Regions from separate parts of the Homo sapiens genome. Here all the other regions are linked to region 1. A link is a contact called in ENCODE Hi-C or POLR2A ChIA-PET data. All regions are on one chromosome and are shown on one strand. The core of a region is the stretch at or near the end of the contact, and the rest is flanking DNA. Distances in the headings are between cores, read along the strand shown. Region 1 has its middle 34 kb from the start of TMEM230. Region 2 has its middle 13 kb from the start of SMOX. Region 3 has its middle 58 kb from the start of SHLD1.

Evidence for each region. A loop is a pair of places that touch in the nucleus more often than their neighbours do. ChIA-PET counts read pairs that join two places held with the same protein, here RNA polymerase II (POLR2A). Pooled maps may share reads with other maps.
Region 2: a loop to region 1 is called in a map with no recorded cell type, with 4 times the contacts of the local background. The contact joins two enhancer-like sites. A Hi-C loop is called at or near these places in 1 of 37 single-sample maps with no recorded cell type and 2 of 50 pooled maps. POLR2A ChIA-PET finds 5 or more read pairs at or near these places in 1 of 52 experiments (PC-9).
Region 3: a map with no recorded cell type shows a loop between it and region 1 (27-fold over the local background). The contact joins two enhancer-like sites. A Hi-C loop is called at or near these places in 4 of 37 single-sample maps with no recorded cell type and 4 of 50 pooled maps.

Annotation. Positions count from the first base shown.
Region 1 is chr20:5,077,247-5,080,111 of GRCh38, forward strand. It overlaps a transcript of TMEM230 not described here. Among named protein-coding and RNA genes, the nearest start is that of TMEM230, 34 kb to the right of the region's middle. RefSeq lists an enhancer at 1,671-1,740. Within about 2 kb of position 1,410, at least 23 of the 41 ENCODE cell types and tissues checked have a DNase peak (open chromatin) inside an H3K27ac peak, as active enhancers do.
Region 2 is chr20:4,134,311-4,137,175 of GRCh38, forward strand. No RefSeq gene overlaps it. Among named protein-coding and RNA genes, the nearest start is that of SMOX, 13 kb to the right of the region's middle. RefSeq lists enhancers at 604-1,403, 712-1,911. Within about 2 kb of position 1,366, at least 7 of the 41 ENCODE cell types and tissues checked have a DNase peak (open chromatin) inside an H3K27ac peak, as active enhancers do.
Region 3 is chr20:5,690,741-5,693,605 of GRCh38, forward strand. No RefSeq gene overlaps it. Among named protein-coding and RNA genes, the nearest start is that of SHLD1, 58 kb to the right of the region's middle. Within about 2 kb of position 1,356, at least 2 of the 41 ENCODE cell types and tissues checked have a DNase peak (open chromatin) inside an H3K27ac peak, as active enhancers do.

The sequences.
Region 1 (2,865 bases), core at 160-2,659:
GCAGTGAGCTGAGATTGTGCCACTGCACTCCAGCCTAGGCAACAGAGCAAGACCCTGTCTCAAAAACAAAACAAAACAAAACAAAAACCAAACATTTACTGAGTCCCAGCTATCTGACAGGCTATCCTAAATGTTGAGGTTACACAGTGACCAAAATAGACAAAAATCTGGTCCTTGGCCTGGTGTGGTGGCTGACGCCTGTAATCCCAACATTTTGGGAGGTGGGTGGATCACCTGAGGTCAGGAGTTCCAGACCAGCCTGGTCAACATGGCAAAATCCCGTCTCTACTAAAAATACAAAAATTAACTGGGCATGGTGGCGCACACCTGTAATCCCAGCACTTTGGGGGGCTGAGGTGGGTGGATCACTTGAGGTCAGGAGTTCAAGACCAGCTTGACCAATATGGTGAAACTCCATCTCTACTGAAAATACAAAAATTAGCAGGGTGTGGTGGCAGGCGCCTGTAGTCCCAGCTACTTGGGTAGTTGAGGCAGGAGAATCACTTGAACCTGGGAGGCAGAGGTTGCAGTGAGCTGAGATTGCAACAGCGCACTCCAACCTGGGCAAGAGAGCAAGACTCAACTAAAAAAAAAAAAATCTGTGCCCTTGTGGATTCCATCTTACTAGGGGAAATACTTGTAAGTAAGATAAATTTGTGAAATATATACTATGATGGTAGTGAGTATTAAGGAGAAAAATGAATCAGGATCAGAGATAAGTAGCATGGGGCCTGGGGGCTTAGCTTCACTGAGGTGATATTTGTATCAACACTTCATGAATGACACACAGACATCAACCTCACTGCCCCATGGAAGTATAATCTGAGGCAGAGCAGTAGAAACTGGCTCAGGAGAAAAGGGAGGATGCAGACATGTCAATTAGACACAGCCAAAGATGCTTCATGATTTCCTGGGTGTGTGACCTGTGTAGACGCCCAGGGACCCATGCTTAGAGGGACTCTGTGCTTGATTTAATGCTCTGCTGTCACCCTCTTGAAGTTTTTAATCAGTTTTTAAACAAGGGACTGCGCATTTTCATTTGGCACTGGGCCCCACAAGTTACAAGTTATGTAGCCGGTCCTTCACTCTGTTGAATAAACAATGGCTTCTCCCTATCACCCTCTTTGGAAGCACAGATACTCCCAGCAAATGCTAATCATTCATGTTTCTAATTTCCTGGGGTGACTTGTTTTTCCTCTAACAGGTGTGAAGTATGAGATAGAGACTGTATCATCCAGGGTAGGCTGGGATATGCTGCATGACAGAAACCCCCAAATCTAGTGGCTTAACACAACAAAGGTGTACTTCACTCTCGCACTTTGTGTTCATTATGGGTCAACGCGGGGCTCTGTTGTGCATCACGATCACTCTAGGACCGTGGCAGAGGGAAAGTGAAACTGGCGGTTAGAGCCGCTACTCAGAAATGACACATATTGCTTGAACTCACATTTCCTCGCCAAGGCAAGTCATGTGGCGACGCCCTCCTTTAAGAGATGAGGAAGTTCAATCCAAACATGAGCCCACAGAACTGGGCCACTTGTCTTTTGGTGTGTTTTTTTGAGACACAGACTCTTGCTCTGTTGCCCAGGCTGGACTGCAGTGGTGTGATCATGGTTCCCTGCAGCCTCAACCTCCTGGCCTCGAGCAATCCTCCTGCCTCAGCCTTCCAAGTAGCTGGGACTACAAGCATGCACCAATGGGCCCAGCCTACATTTGTTAATTAGTTATTCCAACACTATTTATTAAACAAGCTATCCTTTCTCTGGTGATTTTAATTGCCCATTTATCACATACAAAATTTTGCTGATATTTGTGACTCTTTTTGCATAGTGTTTCTGTTCCATTGATTTTTCTTTCAATGCCTATGCAGAATCACCCTGTTTTAATTTCTGTAGGTTTATAATGCCATTTTATTTTATTGTTTTAGAGACAGGGTCTTGCCATGTTGCCCAGGCTGGCCTTGATCTCCTGGGTTCAAGGAATCCTCCTGCCTCAGCCTTCTGAGTAGCGGGACTACAGGCACAAGACAGCATGCCTGATTTGTAATGTCATTTAATATCAAAGAGGTTAAGTATTCTCAAGTTTCCCCTTTGACTTTTCCTTGGCTATTATATTAATCTTTTATTTCTAGATAGATTTCAGAACCACTTTGTTGAATTCCCCCACTCCTTCTATGTGATTTTGATTAGAATGGAATTGCATTTGTAGATGAATTTGCATTTCTTTATAATATTGAGACTTTAGGTTTTTGTTTTGTTTTTAGAGACAGCTTGCTCTGTCACCGAGGCTGGAGTGCAATGGCACAATCATAGATCACTACAGCCTCCAACTCCTGAGCTCAAGTCATCTTCCCACCTCAGCTGGGACTACAGGTGCATGCCACTGCACCCAGCTTTTACTAGTGTAATGAAATAATCTTTCCATCTCCTGGGAGAATGGTCACTCACGACTGAAATTCACTGAAATTTTTAAAAAAGAAGAAAAAAAAATTGGAAAGCCTTATTTTCTCTCTCTCCTTTCTTTTTTGAGACAGGGTCTTGCTCTGTTGTCCAGGCTGGAGTGCAGAGGTGCGATCCTGGCTCACTGCAACCTCTGCCTCCCAGGCTGAGGTGATCCTCCTGCCTCAGCTTCCCGAGTAGCTGGGACTACAGGTATGCACCCCCATACCTGGCTAACTTTTGTATTTTTAGTTTAAAAAACTGCATAGTTTTTGTTTGTTTGAAAAAAATCATTACATCTTACTGAGATACTTAAGAAGATTATTTTATAAAACTAATAAAAGCTGGGTTACTATCTTCAGTAACTTTCTATTAATTTGATCTTCAAGTATTTTGTTTTATAGTTATTGTGAATGAGACAATGTTC
Region 2 (2,865 bases), core at 116-2,615, 940 kb before region 1:
GCTCTAGCGAGTGACCAGGGCTCTAGACGTAGATTCAGCAGACACCACGTTGAAGCCATGGGGCTAGCGAGAGTGTGGGGAAGGGGAGGCAGTCAGGACCAAGAGGGGCCCTCCCACATTCAGAGGAGCATTGTCCCGTGAGGCAGGAGGAAAACCGGGAGAGTGTAGGGTCCGAGACGTCTACAGCAGAAAGCCTTCCCAGAGGGAGGCAGCGGTCAGTGGACTGGATGTTTCTGAGAGATTGAGCGAGGTGGGGACCATCGGATTTGGCCACGTGGGAGGTGCTGGAAAAGGAAGCTGGCCTGCAGTGGGCTGGGAAGGAAGGAGCTGGGGATGGGAAGGACCCACAAGCCTTGAAGAAGGTTTGCTGTGAATATCACGGAGGAGGGGCGTGGTCGCTGGAGGCAGATAAGGAGGTTAGGGTAACCTTGTTTTGTTTAGATGAGAGCGGCTGGAAAATGTGTGTATTTTTATGGGAACAGTCCATGAGACAGGGAGAGATGGAAGAAACAGGAGAGGAGGGAGAACTGAAGGAGGAGGGGCACAGTGGAGTGAATGGCTTTTGCTAGGAGCAGGATGCCTCCCGTGTCTCAGAAGGGACAGCAGGGTGGGACAGACAGCCCCTAGGACAGGGTTGAGTGATTTCCCCAGCAGCGCTCTCTCTCTGAGAGCTCTCTGGGGTGTGTGCAGAGAGCGTAGTAGGTGGGTCTAACTCCATCAGTGATTCTCAAAGTGAGCTTGATGGGCGAGCAGCATCGGCATCACCAGGAAACTAAGAAATGCAAACCGTGGGGCACCACCCCAAACCTACTGGATCCGAAACTCCGCGGGCGGGGCTCAGCCATCTGTTTTTCACAAGCTCTCCAGGTGATTCTGAAAGTTTGAGAAGCACTGAACTAGGGCGAAGGAGCCCAGCGCATGCAGATGACCCAAAACGTCTGGATGAGAATGGCTTCAGTTCTTCGAGGAGGCAGAAGTTCATGTGGTATGAGCTCCAGGGGTGTCTTCTCTCTTCGCCAGGGACAGAACTATAAGTAAACCCTGGAAATTTCCAAGCATGGAATGCCATTCAGAGGAACTCTGAATCTTTCTAATGAAGGATTATTTATCAAGACAAACAACACACTTCAATGTACCTATTCTTTTTCCACGCCTGCATTTGAATATCAGGTTTCACCTATCTTGATCTTTGCTCCTGCCAGCAGTGATTTGAAAGGACCCTGGACTCTGTCTCCCTGGGTCACCTCTTTCAGGGTTGTCCCGAAGACCTTCTTGTGGCCTGGTCCATCTTTCCACATGGCTCAATTCCAGTTTTCATTTCTGTTGGGAAATAGCAGTGACCTGGCTTGGCCATTCTCTGTGGGAGGCCTTTTTCTTCTCTGCTGAAATAAAGACAAAGATGACTCAGCCTCTCCCAACCTCCAGGATTTCCCAGTCCTTCCAGTGACTCAGAGGATGGTCTATTTAATGGGTAACTAACAGCTCCTCCCAGGAAGTTGGCGGCCCCAGCCTCCCCCTACCTGAGTCACCAGCTCTGGGATGCTCCCATCAAGGCACAGTTACCTTCGAGACCAGGGGAGGCAAACCAAGAAAGATCAGCAATAAGTGGATCAGGAAAGAGGACAGAAGCTGAAAGGCTAGATTTGTTCCTCATTTGCTGGCGGCCTTGGGTGGACCAATGGAGGGCTCAGTGTCCCTATTTGAAAATGGAGAAATTGTGTATCCTCTGATATCATAGCTGCCCCAAAGGAGAGAAGATAAGCCCAGCCCTCTGGAACTTTTCTGTGCAAAAGGAAGGGAACCCTGGGGGTGGGTTTATCCTTGAGGATTTCTAGGACAAGCTGTAGCAGGGGCAGGGCATAGCAGGAGAGTGGAGGAAGGTGGGGTGAGGGGCAGGAGGTCAGATATGGGGTGGGCTGGCCAGGGGCAGGGCCGGAGCGATAAGTGGGAGGCAGGGAAGCTTGGCGAGGAGCAGGACCTGGAGGGCGCAGGGCACCTGGTGGGAACAGTAGCCCAAGACCTTGGTTTTGTGATGTCCTCAATTTTGCCCTGCTTTCTTCTCCCTGACTCCTTCACTACTTCTTTGCCTTTGCTCTTCTCCATTCCTCTCCTCCCCCTTCTCTTTTCTCTCCTCCTTCCCTCTCTCTTGCATCACTGAGAGCATGGAGGCAGCCTTCCCATGGGTTGAGCGTTTCCTTCCTGTTTAGATAGTGAGTGGCATCTGCTTTTGGAGCAGCCATCGGTCCATCCTGTTTACTTGTTGCTGACCCAGTGGGTTGTGGCCAGCGAGGCCATCCACCAGGACCCCCACAGGGTGGAGTGGGAACCAGGGCGCTGACACACACACAGGCATACACATAGCCATGACCAGGTCAGGCTGCCCTACTGGAGTTGATGTTTGGGATGCTGTGGGATTGGCAGCTGGGCCGAGGTCATCTCCTGTGCTGTTGACACGGATGCCCCAGCCTGCCTGGCATGGCTCAGGGCTCGGAAAAGATCTGACTGAGGCTGAGCACGCGGCCTGCAGCTGCTCACAGGGTCAGGGGAGGAGTAAGAAGCAGAAAGGGAGATGCCGGAGGGGCGACATTAGGAGGCACCTTGTCCGGTGGTGCTGTGATTCCTCATGAAGGAGTTAGAGCCAGACAAGATAAAGGGCTTACAGGACGGGTGCCCTTCACCACACCGCCTCCCTGTTCCACCTCCCCTGACCGGGCCCTTCCTTAATTCATGTGATTTGAGATGCACTCCTTTGCTTTTCTTGATTTCTCTAAATGCTGTGCAGTGGCTACTGTTCAGGGTGACGCTGGAAACTGACAAAGTTTCCAGGGGCCGGTGGTATGGGCTGGGGAAGGGGGCAGGCCTGTG
Region 3 (2,865 bases), core at 106-2,605, 610 kb after region 1:
TGCAGTAGGGAACCCAGCCCTGTCACCACCTTGAGTGAGGCTTTCTGGGGCCCTGAGCAGATGACTCAGTTGAGCCAGAGTTTTTGAGAGTGGGGCTCTGACCTACAGAACTGTGAGACAATAAATGAAATTGCTTTAAGCCACTCCATTTGTAGTAATGCTATAGCAGCAATAGGAAACCTACACCCTGACATGTCAACTAACTACTGCAAGCCAATGTGAATACGACCTTCATGGAGTGTGTCCCAGGCCATGGGCAGAAGAGGGAATAGCCAGCTCTGCTAGGGAAAGTGAAGAAGGCTTCTCAGAGAAGGCATGCTTTGGGTCCTCTAGAGGTGGAGCCTGAGATGAGATTCCAGTGCAAGCAATGGTTTTGGGTGATGTTCCCAGGAATCAACAGTAAGGGAGTGACAGAGTGAGACAGAAAAAAGGAAAGAAGTCAGTAAAAGTGTGTGCGGTGGCTCATGCCCGTAATCCCAGCACTTTGGGAGGCTGAGGTGGGCAGATCATGAGGTCAGGAGTTTGAGACCAGCCTGGCCAACACGGCAAAACCTCATCTCTACTAAAAATACAAAAATTAGCCGGGCATGGTGGCGGGCGCCTGTAATCCCAGCTACTCCGGAGGCTGAGTCGGGAGAATGGCCTGAACCCGGAAAGGCAGAGGTTGCAGTGAGCCAAGATTGTGCCATTGCACTCCAGACTGGGCGACAAGAGCAAGACCCCCATCTCAAAAAAAAAAAAAAAAAAAGTGAATCAGGCTGGGCATGGTGGCTCACACCTGTCATCCCAGAACCAGAACTTTGGGAGGCCAAGGGGGACTGATAACTTGAGCTCAGGAATTAGAGACCAGCCTGGGCAACATGACAAAACCCCGTCTGTACAAAAAACACAAAAATTAGCTGGGAGCGGTGGTGCATGCCTGTAGTCCCAGCTACTTGGGAGGCTGAAGTAGGAGGATTGCTTGAGCCTGGGAAGTCAAGACTGTGGTGAGCCGGGATCACGCCACTGCACTCCAGCCTGGGTGACAGGGCCAGACCTTGTTTACAAAAAAAAAAAAAAAAAAACACCAAACTTATTAAGCAAGTTACCATTGTAGGCAGCTGGAGCTTTATCCTTCTCGGGGATGCTGGGAAACTGTAGATTTTGTCTGGGAGGGATGGAGGGACGGGGATTTATGCATCTGCTTCCATCAATATTGGTTGGGAGCCTCTTTTGGGGCCATTAATTCCCTAGTACTCAGCCCTTCGATGTATGTATGCAGAGCAGGCACCAACAGTTTCAGAAAACACTCAGGCAAAAGGTTGCAGGTGCTAGCACTTGGCAGTCTGATTGGTGTGCACTGAACCAGTGAGGCCAAGGGGCCAAGGGAAGGGGGAGCACCGGCAGCATTTGAAGGGAGTGAGGGTTTACCAGGCAGAGACCAGAGCAGGTGTTGCAGGCAGACGGAAATGGTTATGCACACAGAGGCCCAAAAACAAGCAAAAGAGTTCTGTGAAGTGGCTAGAGGATTTGAATCTGGAGTTGGACAAACAGGTTTGAATCCTGACTCTGACTCCTCACTGCTTATTCTCCTTAGGCAAGTCACTCCACTGCTCTGAGCATCAGCTATATGATGGGAATTATGGTAGGACCTGCCTCATTGTGCTGTCACAAGGATTAAATTATTTTATTTTATTTTATTTTATTTTATTTTATTTTATTTTATTTTATTTTATTTTTTGAGATAGAGTCTCGCTCTGTGGCCCAGGCTGGAGCGCAGTGGTGTGATCTCCACTCACTGCAACCTCTGCCTCCTGGGTTCAAGCGATTTTCCTGCCTTAGCCTCCCAAGTAACTGTGATTACAGGCGCGCGCCACCACCCTGCCTGGCTAAGTTTTGTATTTTTAGTAGAGATGGAGTTTCACCATGTTGGCCAGGCTACACTCGAACTCTTGACCTCAGGTGATCCACCCACCTTGGCCTCCCAAAGTGCTGGGATTACATGCATGAGCCACCATGCCCAGCCACAGGATTAAATTAGGTTATGCTTTAAAAGAGTATGGCACCTGGTCAGCCCTCAATAATGATAAGCAATACTTCTGTTGTTGTCCCACCAGTGGGTGAATGTTGGCTAGTTGGCTATGCCCACACAAAGAGTGCATGGAGACAAGGGGTCCAGTGGAGTAGTAGGCCAGAAAGGTGGGTAGCAGCTTCGAGGTACCCTGTGAGGTATTTTCAATTGTAGGCTCACCCAGACTGAACCAAGCACAGCTCACACTTGTAATCTCAGTGCTTTGGGAGGCCGAGGGAAGAACACTTGAGAGGCCAGGGGTTCAAGACCAGCCTGGGCAACAAGGAAAGACCCCATTTCTACAAAATAATAATAATTTAAAAAAAAATAGGCACAGTAGTGAGTGTCTGTAGTCCTAGCTACTCAAGAGGCTGAGGCAGGAGGATTGCTTGAGCCCAGGAGTTCGAGGCTGTAGGGAGCTATGATTGTACCACTGTACTCCAGCCTGGGTGACAGAGCAAGACTCCATTAAAAAAAAAGTGAGAGGCCGGGCACGGTGACTCCTGCCTGTAATCCAGCTTGACCAACATGGAGAAACCCTGTCTCTAGTAAAAATACAAAATTAGCCAGGCATAGTGACACATGCCTGTAATCCCAGCTACTCAGGAGGCTGAGGCAGGAGAATCGCTTGAACCTGGGAGACGGAGGTTGCAGTGAGCCAAGATCGCACCATTGCACTCCAGCCTTTTTTTGCACACAAAAAAGGTGGGCGGGAGGGGGAGGCTTATTTTTAGGGAAAGTGAAATAACAATTCAGGACTTTTGAGCCTGAATCTGTGGATCCCAACGAGTCTGAATAAAATTTAGGAGGTCCAC